Linked DNA regions of Homo sapiens: all the other regions are linked to region 3. The links are chromatin contacts, found by Hi-C or POLR2A ChIA-PET in ENCODE. All regions are on one chromosome and are shown on one strand. The core of a region is the stretch at or near the end of the contact, and the rest is flanking DNA. Distances in the headings are between cores, read along the strand shown. Region 1 holds the start of DNAJC17 (DnaJ heat shock protein family (Hsp40) member C17). Region 2 holds the start of RMDN3 (regulator of microtubule dynamics 3). Region 3 overlaps RTF1 (RTF1 homolog, Paf1/RNA polymerase II complex component). Region 4 holds the start of RAD51-AS1 (RAD51 antisense RNA 1).

What was found. Hi-C counts contacts between places; a loop is a spot of excess contacts on that map. ChIA-PET counts read pairs that join two places held with the same protein, here RNA polymerase II (POLR2A). Pooled maps may share reads with other maps.
Region 1: a pooled map shows a loop between it and region 3 (3-fold over the local background). The contact joins the promoter of DNAJC17 here to the enhancer-like site in region 3. A Hi-C loop is called at or near these places in 2 of 168 maps with a recorded cell type or tissue (B cell and CD8-positive, alpha-beta T cell) and 8 of 50 pooled maps. POLR2A ChIA-PET finds 5 or more read pairs at or near these places in 3 of 52 experiments (CD4-positive, alpha-beta T cell, activated T-cell and activated naive CD4-positive, alpha-beta T cell).
Region 2: a pooled map shows a loop between it and region 3 (3-fold over the local background). The contact joins the promoter of RMDN3 here to the enhancer-like site in region 3. A Hi-C loop is called at or near these places in 2 of 37 single-sample maps with no recorded cell type and 8 of 50 pooled maps. POLR2A ChIA-PET finds 5 or more read pairs at or near these places in 2 of 52 experiments (A549 and activated T-cell).
Region 4: a loop to region 3 is called in a pooled map, with 4 times the contacts of the local background. The contact joins the promoter of RAD51-AS1 here to the enhancer-like site in region 3. A Hi-C loop is called at or near these places in 2 of 168 maps with a recorded cell type or tissue (CD4-positive, alpha-beta T cell and naive thymus-derived CD4-positive, alpha-beta T cell) and 8 of 50 pooled maps. POLR2A ChIA-PET finds 5 or more read pairs at or near these places in 1 of 52 experiments (WTC11).

Annotation. Positions count from the first base shown.
Region 1 is chr15:40,806,157-40,808,856 of GRCh38, forward strand. DNAJC17 (DnaJ heat shock protein family (Hsp40) member C17) reads right to left here and starts at 1,317. Exons shown (of 11, transcript NM_018163.3): 1 at 1,213-1,317. The coding sequence starts at 1,290. It overlaps ZFYVE19 (zinc finger FYVE-type containing 19), which reads left to right and starts at 933. Exons shown (of 11, transcript NM_001077268.2): 1 at 933-1,712. The coding sequence starts at 1,434. RefSeq lists enhancers at 596-685, 1,146-1,195, 1,236-1,285, 1,916-1,965.
Region 2 is chr15:40,753,829-40,756,528 of GRCh38, forward strand. It overlaps RMDN3 (regulator of microtubule dynamics 3), which reads right to left and starts at 1,426. Exons shown (of 13, transcript NM_018145.3): 1 at 1,255-1,426; 2 at 769-962. The coding sequence starts at 955. RefSeq lists a silencer at 817-1,031 and enhancers at 1,147-1,356, 1,567-1,686, 1,777-1,886.
Region 3 is chr15:41,428,313-41,431,012 of GRCh38, forward strand. All of the region lies in intron 1 of RTF1 (RTF1 homolog, Paf1/RNA polymerase II complex component), which reads left to right. Among named protein-coding and RNA genes, the nearest start is that of RTF1, 13 kb to the left of the region's middle. RefSeq lists an enhancer at 1,262-1,481. Within about 2 kb of position 1,284, at least 3 of the 41 ENCODE cell types and tissues checked have a DNase peak (open chromatin) inside an H3K27ac peak, as active enhancers do; they include B cell, where a contact is called at or near this core.
Region 4 is chr15:40,693,808-40,696,526 of GRCh38, forward strand. RAD51-AS1 (RAD51 antisense RNA 1) reads right to left here and starts at 1,298. Exons shown (of 2, transcript NR_040058.1): 1 at 1,205-1,298; 2 at 1-988. RAD51 (RAD51 recombinase) reads left to right here and starts at 1,367. Exons shown (of 10, transcript NM_002875.5): 1 at 1,367-1,618. RefSeq lists enhancers at 357-536, 419-1,016, 897-1,046, 1,517-1,576, 1,614-2,211 and 1 more.

The DNA of each region.
Region 1 (2,700 bases), core at 67-2,566, 620 kb before region 3:
ACTCACCCCATGAGCAGGGCAGCCCAGAAGTACTGGGACATTAGTGGGCACTATTTTTTTTTCCTTTTTTTTTTTTTTTTTTGAGACAGTCTCGCTCTGTCGCCCAGACTGGAGTGCAGTGGTGCAATCTCAGCTCACTGCAACCTCCGCCTCCCGGGTTCCAGTGATTCTCCTGCCTCAGCCTCCCAAGTAGCTGGGACTACAGGTGTGTGCCACCACGCCCGGCTAATTTTTGTATTTTTAGTAGAGAAGGGGTTTCAGCATATTGGTCAGGCTGGTCTCGAACTTCTGACCACATGATCCGCCCGCCTCGGCCTCCCAAAGTGCTGAGATTACAGGCGTGAGCCACCGCGCCCGGCCTAGTAGACACTAATTTTCTTTCTTTCTTTCTTTTTTTGAGAAAGAGTCTTGCTCTGTCGCCCAGGATGGAGTGCAGTGGCGCGATCTCGGCTCAGTTGGGCACTAATTTTCATTTGATGAACGCCTCTCCTTCGTATATTGTTAAAACTACCACCATGATCCAGGGGGAGATAAAAGAAATCCTAAATCCAGCTTGATCAGTGTTTCACTCCCTGGCATCTTTATCACCACCTAAGGTAGCATGGACCTCTATACCATCTGCCTTAACCTTCTGATCCTCCTGCTTTTAGCCCACTAACTAGCACATGCTGAGAAGGGCATCAGCTACTTGAAAAGAGTCAATGGGCTTGAGTGGAAAAGAAAATAGAGACAGCAGGGTCATCGGTCACATTGGCAAGGGGGCATGAAAAGGGAGTGGAGAGGCTTTGAGATCTTACTTTTCTTTCGTTCTAGGCTCTTAGTGGAAGAATTAAATCAGCCTGCAGAAGAGACTGAAATGAGGCACCTCTTGTCACAGTCAAGGCAGAAGCGGAAACGGAGGCCGAGACTGCGCAGGCGCAGAGGAGGCTAGCGTTCCTTGCTGCCTCGCCCCGCGGCCTCTAGGAGACAGGGGCCACGGGGAGAGCACAGCCACCCGGCGCGAAGAGCCCTCTGTACCCCGCTTCCTCTTGAGGCCCTCGGACCGTCCAGGAAATGTCTGGGAGCCCGCCTGCGGAGGGCATAGCGCCGACCCTCGCTCCCCGCCCAGGACCCGAATGAACCTGGAGAGCGGATGCCAGCAGTGGCCGAGGCGCTAGGACAGGAAGGACCGCCAGACCTCTCAAGATCAGCCTTCCTCGCCACCGTTCTCACCTCTTTGTCCGCTGCCTTCTCCTCAATGCCTAGCAGCGCGTACAGGTCCATCTGTAAGAGCTCCTTGGTCACTGCCATGGTTCCGGCCTGACGGATTCGTACTACAACTCCCAAGAGTCTAAGCGCGCGTGAGGACTGCAGGCTCCGAGCGGCGCCTAGCCCTCTGGGAATTGTGTTCTGGGTCAGGCTTGACTGACTCTGAGGGAGGCCGGCAGTCGTGAATGAACTACGACTCCCAGCAGCCCCCGTTGCCGCCGCTGCCGTACGCTGGCTGCAGGAGAGCGTCCGGATTCCCTGCTCTAGGTCGCGGCGGGACAGTGCCAGTGGGCGTGTGGGGCGGGGCAGGGCAGGGAAGGGAAGGGCGGAGCTGGGGTGAGGGTCCAAGGGGCCCAGGACTTGGCCGGCGTGATCTCAGCTCTGCAGACCCTGCGGTGCTGGGAGCCACCATGGAGAGTAGGTGCTACGGCTGCGCTGTCAAGTTCACCCTCTTCAAGAAGGAGGCGAGTCTTCCCTCCCCGAGGGCTGCAGGGCCAGGGAGGAGAGGAGGGAAAAGCGCGGGACTTAACGTCCAAAGACTTGGTCTTACGGCTCCTTTCCAGCTGTGTGGTTTTGATGAAGTCATTGATCCTCAGTTTCCATTTCTGTAAAATGGGGCTAACATTCTCTCGCTTTCAGGGTTTATGTGAGGGTCCACTGAAGTGCTTTAGGTGAGAGTTCCCTATAAACTGTAAAGCGCGCTGCCGTCGTTTTTGCAAAGCTACTCTTTTCTGTCGGCCCAGTGTAGCATCTGGCGGTTTTCTTCTCTCCACCCTGCTCCTCCGAAGCGCGGTGTCCATCACACCAAGCCCGTTACTCCCTCTGCTCTGAAATCTTCCCCATCCCGCAGCCTGCCCTTCTCCAGGTCGCTGGAGTTAGATTACCACACTTCCTCCTGCTTCCGGGGCACCATGGTGAAGGCTGACTGTCCTGTCCCTATCACAGACCTGCCAGATTCCTCTGGTAAACTGCAGGTTCCCTCTGCCTCAGTTGTGGCCAGGGATTCTGACCAGGAGATGATGGGAACTAGATGGAGTAAATTAGTGTCACGCAGGAAGGCAGGACCGTGCAGCATTCACCAACCTGGATTTTGGAGTCAGCGTTCAAATCTGAGCTCTGCTGTCTTATTGAGGCGGTGACCTTGGTTTGGATAAGTTATGTAACCTCTCTGGCCCTCTCAAAATAAGGATAATCACGGTTGGCATCAAGATTAAGTAAAATAATGTGTGTAAATTGTAAGGAATAAATCACATGATGAATGTTAAGTACTGGGTTTAGTGCCTGGCACATAGTAAGTGCTTAATAAATGGAGGCTATTGTTAGCCCATCCTGAGCCAAGCCTCCCTCCATCTCTGCAAGAGCAGAGGAGGCATCGGCTCTGCCCTGTCTCTCTGATTCTCCTTTGTGGAAGAGTCAGTGGCCTGAAATACTGGGCTTTATCTATCTGTCTTC
Region 2 (2,700 bases), core at 176-2,675, 670 kb before region 3:
AAAAAAAAACTTGAATGAGATAGTTGCCAAGTTGTCTTGATAGTTGCCAAGTTGTCTTCAAATTCTAATATATGATTTAATACATAAGCCTCAAGACTTTTAATCCCTACAAGATTATTCTTTTTGCCCTCTTTTGGACTCTTCCTCTACTTATTACACACCTCACCCAACACTAAGCAAGTGCCTTTAATACCCACATAGCACTATTGTGGCCAGAACTAAAAGTGAAAGTTAAACAGTCTTTTTGAAATATACTTTCTTGTGAGTACAGGCGAAAGAGTAGAGAAAACCACGACTGCTTTTTTTTTTTTTTTTTTTTTGAGACAGAGTCCCACTCTGTCACCCAGGCTGGAGTGCAGTGGCGCAACCTCAGCTCACTGCGGCCTCCGCCTACCAGGTTCAAGCGATTCTCGTGCCTCAGCCTCCCCAGTAGCTGGGACTACAGGCCGCGCCACCACGCCCGGCTAATTTTTGTATTTTTAGTAGAGATGGGGTTTCACCATGTTGACATCTGGTTGAACGTTGGCCAGGCTGGTCTTGAACTCCTGACCTCAGGTGATCCGCCCGCCTCGGCCTCCCAAAGTGCTGGGATTACAGGCGTGAGCCACCGCGCCCAGCCCGACGACTGCTTTTTCAACAAGCTTCCAAAAAAGTGAAACCCTAAAGCACTTCTCTCCGTTACCCTGTCCCACAGTCTCCACCGAAAGCAGCCCAGACCTCAGGCCCATTAGTCTGCAGTGACCGCGGTCTCAGGAGACGGGCTCCTACCGTGGCGTCCGGGATCTGAAGTCTGCGTATAGTCCAGGGAGTTGGGCAGGCTCTGGCTGCGGCCATGACGCTGGGTCCGTTTCCATCGCTGGCTGTAAAGGAGGCACAGGAATCCAAGGCCGGCGGCGGTACCCAGCAACAGTCCCAGCCCGGCACGGGCACCACCCAGGGCTCCCAGTCTAGACATGCTGCACCTGCGGCCAGCAGAAGTCACCGGGAGCAGGCAGGCGGGCGGGCGGGCGGGGGTAAGGAGAGAGAGAGATTCGTGAACCCGGTAAACCCACCCTCAAGGCTGAACCCCGGCAGGTATCCCCTTGCCCAAACCCTGAGCTCTCGACTACGTGCACCCCAGTCTGAACCCTAAGGCTTCCTCCAGCCTCCTGGGCCCCACTGCCTCTCTTCTCACCCAGCCTGGACGTAGCCGCCCCTCCAGTACACCCCCCGACCCGGGTCACAGAGTCCGGCTTCTGGGCCTTCAACCCCCACCTCAGCCTCACGACACTGCAGACCACAAACCCGGCGCCCTGGCTGCAAACTCCTGGCCTTCCGCCGCGGCCCCCGAAGGCGCTCTGGCCTGGCAGGAGATCCACTCAGACCCTTACCCGGCCGCCAGCCACCATGGCAGCAGCCGCCGCGGGCTCACGCTGTCAGTGACCGTGACGTCAGGCAGGCGGCGCCAGGTGCTCGGCGCCCTGCGGGAAGGCGCAGAGAGATGACCGCGCCGGCCCCGCCCCTTGTCTGTTTCCCTCAGGGGCGGGGCCACGGGCGCCGCCGGAGGGGCGGAGTCAGCACAGAGCGCGAAAGGAAAGCAAGAAGGGGCCCAAGACAGGGGAAAGGCGGGAAGGCAGGGAGACTTCTTGGGCGGACGCTCGCGCAGTCACCCTCACCGTCCGGCAGCCAGGCCTCCATTTCCCTCCGGTCACACCGGCTTAACTTGCTGCTCCCGGAATACGCTCAGCATATTCACACTTTCTACCTGCGCTTCTGCCTGGACCTCCCCTCTGTACCTGGAAAACGTCACGCTCTCCCCACATTTTATTTTTATTTTTATTTTGTAGAGACTGGGTCCCGCTCTCCTGGTCTCTCAAAGTGCGATCCGCCCGCCTCGGGCTCCCAAAGTGCGTGAGCCGCCGCACCCGGCCATAAATCTTAAACCTAACGTGCTGTCTTATAATTCTGTTTTACTCTTGTAATTGTATGCAACTTCTTATAATTGTGGCAACTAAAAAGACCGATTTTATGGACTATGATAACAATTTTATTGTGAACATTTCTTAAGAGTTAAAATTTAGTTTAGTGAAAGAAATATCTAGGCCAGTCCTCCCAATACCCTTGACTAGATCTTATATTTATTTACCCTTTAATTGTGAGATATTGTATACATATAAGAATACAGGAGGCCGGCCGTGGTGGCACGTGACTGTAGTCACAGATACTCTGGGGGCTGAGATGGGAGGATCACTTGAGCCCAGGTCGTCGAGGCTGCAGTGAGCCATGATCACTCTGGGCAACAGAAGTCAGGATATCGAGGCCACCCAGGCCAACCTGGCGAAACTCCGTCTCTACTAAAAGTACAAAAATTAGCTGGGCATGGTGGTGCACGCCTGTAATCCCAGCTACTCGGGAGGCTGAGGCAGGAGAATTGCTTGAACCCAGGAGGCAGAGGTTGCAGTGAGCCGAGATCTCGCCACTGTACTCCAGCTTGGGCAACAGAGTGAGGCCTCCTCTCAAAACAAATAAACAAAAACAACAACAACAAAAAATATATTTATATATATATAAAGTATATATATATATATACACTTTATTTTGGAGGAAATAAAAATTTCCTCTGGAAACCTTCCCAGATCACCACCTTGGTGAAATTAAGCTTTTCACCCTGCTTTGCTCCTGTGGCTCTATTGCCTCCATTATACTTTTTTTTTTTTTTTA
Region 3 (2,700 bases), core at 34-2,533:
GCTGGAGTGCAATGACGTGATCTCAGCTCACTGCAAGCTCTGCCTCCTGGGTTCACACCATTCTCCCGCCTCAGCCTCCCGAGTAGCTGGGACTACAGGTGCCCGCCACTACACCCGGCTAATTTTTTTGTATTTTTAGTAGAGACGGGGTTTCACTGTGTTAGCCAGGATGGTCTCGATCTCCTGACCTTGTGATCCGCCCACCTCAGCCTCCCAAAGTGCTGGGATTACAAGTGTGAGCTACCGTGTCCGGCCCCCTACTCCTTTTTTTTTTTTTGAAGACAGGGTCTCACTCTGTTACCCAAGCTGAAGTGCAGTGACGTGGTCATGGATCACTCTAGCTTTGACCTCCTGGCTTCAAGTGATCCTCCCTCCTCTGCCTCTGGAGTAGCTGGGATCACAGGTGTGTGCCACCATGCCCAGCTAATTTATTTATTTATTTTGAGACAGAGTCTTGCTCTGTTGCCCAGGCTGGAGTGCAGTGGTGTGATCTCAGCTCACTGCAACCTCTCTGCCTCCTGGGCCCAACCAGTTCTCCCACAGCCTCCTGTGTAGCTGGGATTACAAGCATATGCCACCACATCTGCCTACTTTTTGTATTTTTAGTAGAGACGGGGTTTCGTCATGTTGGCCAGGCTGGTCTCAAACTCCTGACCTCAAGTAATCTGCCCATCTTGGCCTCCCAAAGTGCTGGGATTACAGGCGTGAGCCACCACTCCTGGCCACAGCGAATTGATTTTTAATTTTTTGTAGAGACAGGGTCTCCCTGTGTTGCCCATGCTGGTCTCAAATTCCTGGGCTCAAGGGATCCTTCCTCCTACCTTGGCCTCCCAAAGTACTGGGATTACAGGCCACCTGTAAGCCACCTGTGAGCCACCACGCCCAGCCAATATTCACTGTTTAAATCAACCAACAGTTTTGCTATGAAAGGGACACTAGGAAGTAACTTCTCGGATTTAAAGCTCTGCGAATTACTCTTTTTTCCTCGTCATCTCGTAGATCCTTCCACTTCTCTCTGTCCCTGTGGCTACTTGTTTAATGCGACTGCTGTGGGTTCCTTCTGAGTCCTCTCTGTACTTCCACCCTGGCCCCTCTAGTCTGTTCATCTACCAGTTGTAGTGCTCTTTTTTTTTTTTTCTCTCTCTCTCTCTTTCCAGGAGTGCTCTTTTAAAACCCTTGCTGGATTGGGTTACTCCCCTGCTTCAAACCATTTGATGGCTTCCCACTGCCTAACTTCCATGCTCCTCACCCTGTTTTATAAAGCTCAGAAAGATATGTTTTCTTCTTACCACTAACCCACCGCATTCAATTCTCCTGCTTGCCTGCTAAACTTTAGTCACAGTTTCTCTTTCAGTTCTTTGACTAAGCCAAGCTGTTATCAGCTTCAGGGCCTTAGCTGTTCCATCTGAAGGCCTCTGTCCAGAAAACTGTACCATCTTTTCCTCTCGTGAAGTTTCTAGTCTCAGCCTCAGTGCCTCAGAGAAGCCTCTCTAACCACCCTACTGCAGATAGCCCCTGCACTCATTTGATTCACTTCCTTCTTAACACTTACCATTAGATGGAATTCATTGTTTCTTTACTTGTTCATTGTTTGTCTCCCATACTTGATTTTAAATTCCATGAGGTCAAGGACCATGTATCTTTTCCTTATTTTTTCTTTGTTTTTAATTTAATTTAATTTATTTTATTTTTTCTTTTCTTTTTTTTTTTTTTGAGACAGAGTCTTGCTCTATTGCCCAGGCTGGAATGCAGTGGCACGATATCAGCTCACTGCCATCCCTACCTCCTGGGTTCACGCAGTTCTCCTGCCTCAGCTTCGTGAGTAGCTGGGATTACAGGTGCATGCCACCATGTCTGGCTAATTTTTTTTTTTTTTTTTTTTTTGAGACAGAGTCTCGCTGCCCCCTAGGCTGGAGTGCAGTGGCGCGATCTCGGCTCACTGCAACCTCTGGTTCACTACAACCTCCACCTCCCGGGTTCAAGCGATTCTCCAGCCTCAGCCTCCCAAATAGCTGGGACTACAGGCGCGTGGCACCACACCCAACTAATCTTTTGTATTTTTAGTAGAGACAGGGTGGGAAGACTTTTTTGTTGCATATTGGTCTATTCAGCTATTATGAGCCCTCAATAAGAATGTAAAGGACTGGCTGGGCATCGTGGCTCACACCTGTAATCCTAGCACTTTGGGAGGGTGAGGCAGGTAGATTGCCTGAGCTCAGAGGTTCAAGACCAGCCTGGGCAACATGATGAAACCCTGTCTCTACTAATAATACAAAATATTAGCTGGGCGTGGTGGTGCATGCCTGTAGTCCCAGCTACTTGGAAGGCTGAGGTGGGAGAATCGCTTGAACCTGGGAGGCAAAGGCTGCAGTGAGCCAAGATCATACCACTGCACTCTTGTCTAGGCGACAGACCAAGATTTCATCTCCAAAAACAAACAAAAAGAATATAAAGGACTGAGCTAAAAAGTAATCTTGCTGTGAGTTTTCCCAGTAACTTCCTATACAATCCTCAAGTTGTGGGAAGTGCATCTTGTATCTTTCACACTGTTAAGAGAGTCTTTGCTGTCTCCATACTATTGTGGGTTTTCTTTTCTTTTTTTTGTATTGAGACAGAGTCTTGCACTGTCGCCCGGGCTGGAGTGCAGTGGTGTGATCTCGGCTCACTGCAACCTCCACCTCCTAGGTTCAAGCGATTCTC
Region 4 (2,719 bases), core at 48-2,547, 730 kb before region 3:
CAAGCGATCCTCCCCCACCTTGGCTTCCCAAAGTGCTGGGATTACAGGTGTGAGCCACCGTGCAGGCCTTATATGATCTTCATATCCTGAACTAAATGTAACCTTCCAGTTTCGGCACTTGCTCTGGCACTTTTCCTCCCTCGCCAGATAATACTAATCTTTAATCATGTAGTTCGTTTCCATGCCCATACTACCCTATTTGCTTATAATGTCTTCCACTTCGCCCAAGAATCCCTACTCAGCTAGCTTGTGGTGTTGTTTTGACACAGTCTCGCTCTGTCGCCCAGGCTGGAGTACAGCGGCGAGATCTCGGTTGGCTGCAACCTCCTCCTGAGTTCAAGCGATTCTCATGCCTCAGCCTTTCGAGTAGCTAGGATTACAGGCATGTGCCACAAAACCTGGCTAATTTTTGTATTTTTTACTAAAGACGAGGTTTCACCACGTTGGCCAGGTTTATCTCCAACCCCTGACCTCAGGTGATCCGCCTGCCTTGGCCTCCTAAACTGCTGGGATTACTGGCGTGAACCACCGCGCCCGGCCCTACTCAGCCTTTAAAACCGGAATCACGGGTCAAAACTTTCTGGTAAACCACGATACGGTTTAGGTTATGAAATTCAATGCCCCCTTCCTCTGAACTCCTGCAAATCTCCAGTAAAGCACCACAGATTGACGAATATTCCAGCCATTTCCCTCTCCCGTACGCTAGCTCCATTTCCCACTTCTATCCATCTTCTCGAGCTTCCTCAGCTCCTCCACCTCCATGAGGCCTGGAAAGCACCTTGCTCCAGGAATGCGAGTAGGAGGCTCAGAGCGACCAGAAGTGCCAAAAGCTGACATTCAGATACTGCCGAAACAAACCACAAGAGCGCTAGGGCCCCCGCTAATAGTCCAGCTGCGATGGTGAGAACTCGCGGACCCGCCGGCGATGCATGCCGGGAGATGTAGTCCCGGGCCGACGCATTACCTCTTGGGAGTCGTGGTCTTCGATCTGGTAAACAGAAGACGGCAACTCGGTTAAGTCTTCCCCCACCGCCCCCTGAAATCCCTCGCCCCACCCGCGAGGGACTGGGGTAGGAGTAGGGGCGTTGCCGTGGTTAGCCTCGAACTCCTAGGCTCAGACGATACTCTCGCCTCGGCCTCCCGAGCAGCTGGGACTACACGCGTGAGCCACCGCCCCCGGCATAAAGTTTGAATTAGTCCTTACGCAAAAAGGGAAGAGGGCAGTCTGTAAACTCGCGCAGGATCAAGCTCTCGAGCTCCCGTCTTGGGTTAGCGCGCAGGGCGGAAGCGGGGAGAAGGCGGATCCGGGAGGCGGGGATACGTTACGTCGACGCGGGCGTGACCCTGGGCGAGAGGGTTTGGCGGGAATTCTGAAAGCCGCTGGCGGACCGCGCGCAGCGGCCAGAGACCGAGCCCTAAGGAGAGTGCGGCGCTTCCCGAGGCGTGCAGCTGGGAACTGCAACTCATCTGGGTTGTGCGCAGAAGGCTGGGGCAAGCGAGTAGAGAAGTGGAGCGTAAGCCAGGGGCGTTGGGGGCCGTGCGGGTCGGGCGCGTGCCACGCCCGCGGGGTGAAGTCGGAGCGCGGGGCCTGCTGGAGAGAGGAGCGCTGCGGACCGAGGTGAGTGTGTGAGGCGCAGGCTGGGCCCTCCAGAGCCGCGGCTCGTCCTCGCCCACCTGCGTCCTGGCCGGTCCAGTGCTCAGCGGCAGTTGGGGCCTCCGCGCGCAGTGTGAAACCCGGACGTGGCAGGGCGTGTCCGCGCCCGACCGACCCTCAGCTGCTGGGGCGAAAACACAAGTGGACCTCAGTCTTTAGAACTAGGGGAGAAACATTAGAGCCTTTATAGGCAACACCTATTTTATGGGTTCGAGCGAGAAGTCCGAGATCAGAGCGGTGTAGCCACAGCTGTTTAATATCACAGCCAGGGCTTCCGGATTCCTGATCTGTCTTTCCATTACACCGTGCTTAGAAAGTACCAATCTCCGATTGCCAAAACAGTGTTTTCATCATCTAATGCGGAAAACCATTCACATGATGCCTAGAGAATGATCTGAAGTGAGGTTTGGTTTTCTTAAAACTTTTTTTTTGAGATGGAGTCTCGCTCTTCCGCCCAGGCTGGAGTGTAGTGGCGCGATCTCGGCTCACTGCAACCTCCGCCTCCCGGATTCAAGCGATTCTCCTACCTCAGCCTCCCGAGGAGCTGGGATTACAGGCCCCCACCACCACGCCGCCAGGCTGATTTTTGTATTTTTAGTAGAGACGGGGTTTCACCATGTTGGTCAGGCTGGTCTCGAACTTCTGACCTCAGGTTATCCACCCGCCTCTGCCTCCCAAAGTGCTGGGATTACAGCCGTGAGCCACAGCGCCTGGCCCCTGTTTTTTTGTTTGTTTGTTTGTTTTTAACTTCTAAAGCGCAATGTAATATACATGTAGAAAAATTCACATTCACAACTGTATACAACTCCGTGAATTATTACAAAATATACTGGCCGGGCGTCGTGTCTCACGTCTGTAGTCCCAGCACTTTGGGAAGTGGAGGCGGGAGGACGATTGAGCCCAAGAGTTCGAGAACAGCCTGGTCAAGATAGTGAGACCCGCATCTCTACAAATAGGAAAAATTAGCTAGGCATGGTGGCGTGCACCTGTAGGCCCAGCTATTCAGGAGGCTGAGAAGGGAGGATCTAGCCTGGGAGGTATAAGCTGCAGTGAGCTGTGATCAGG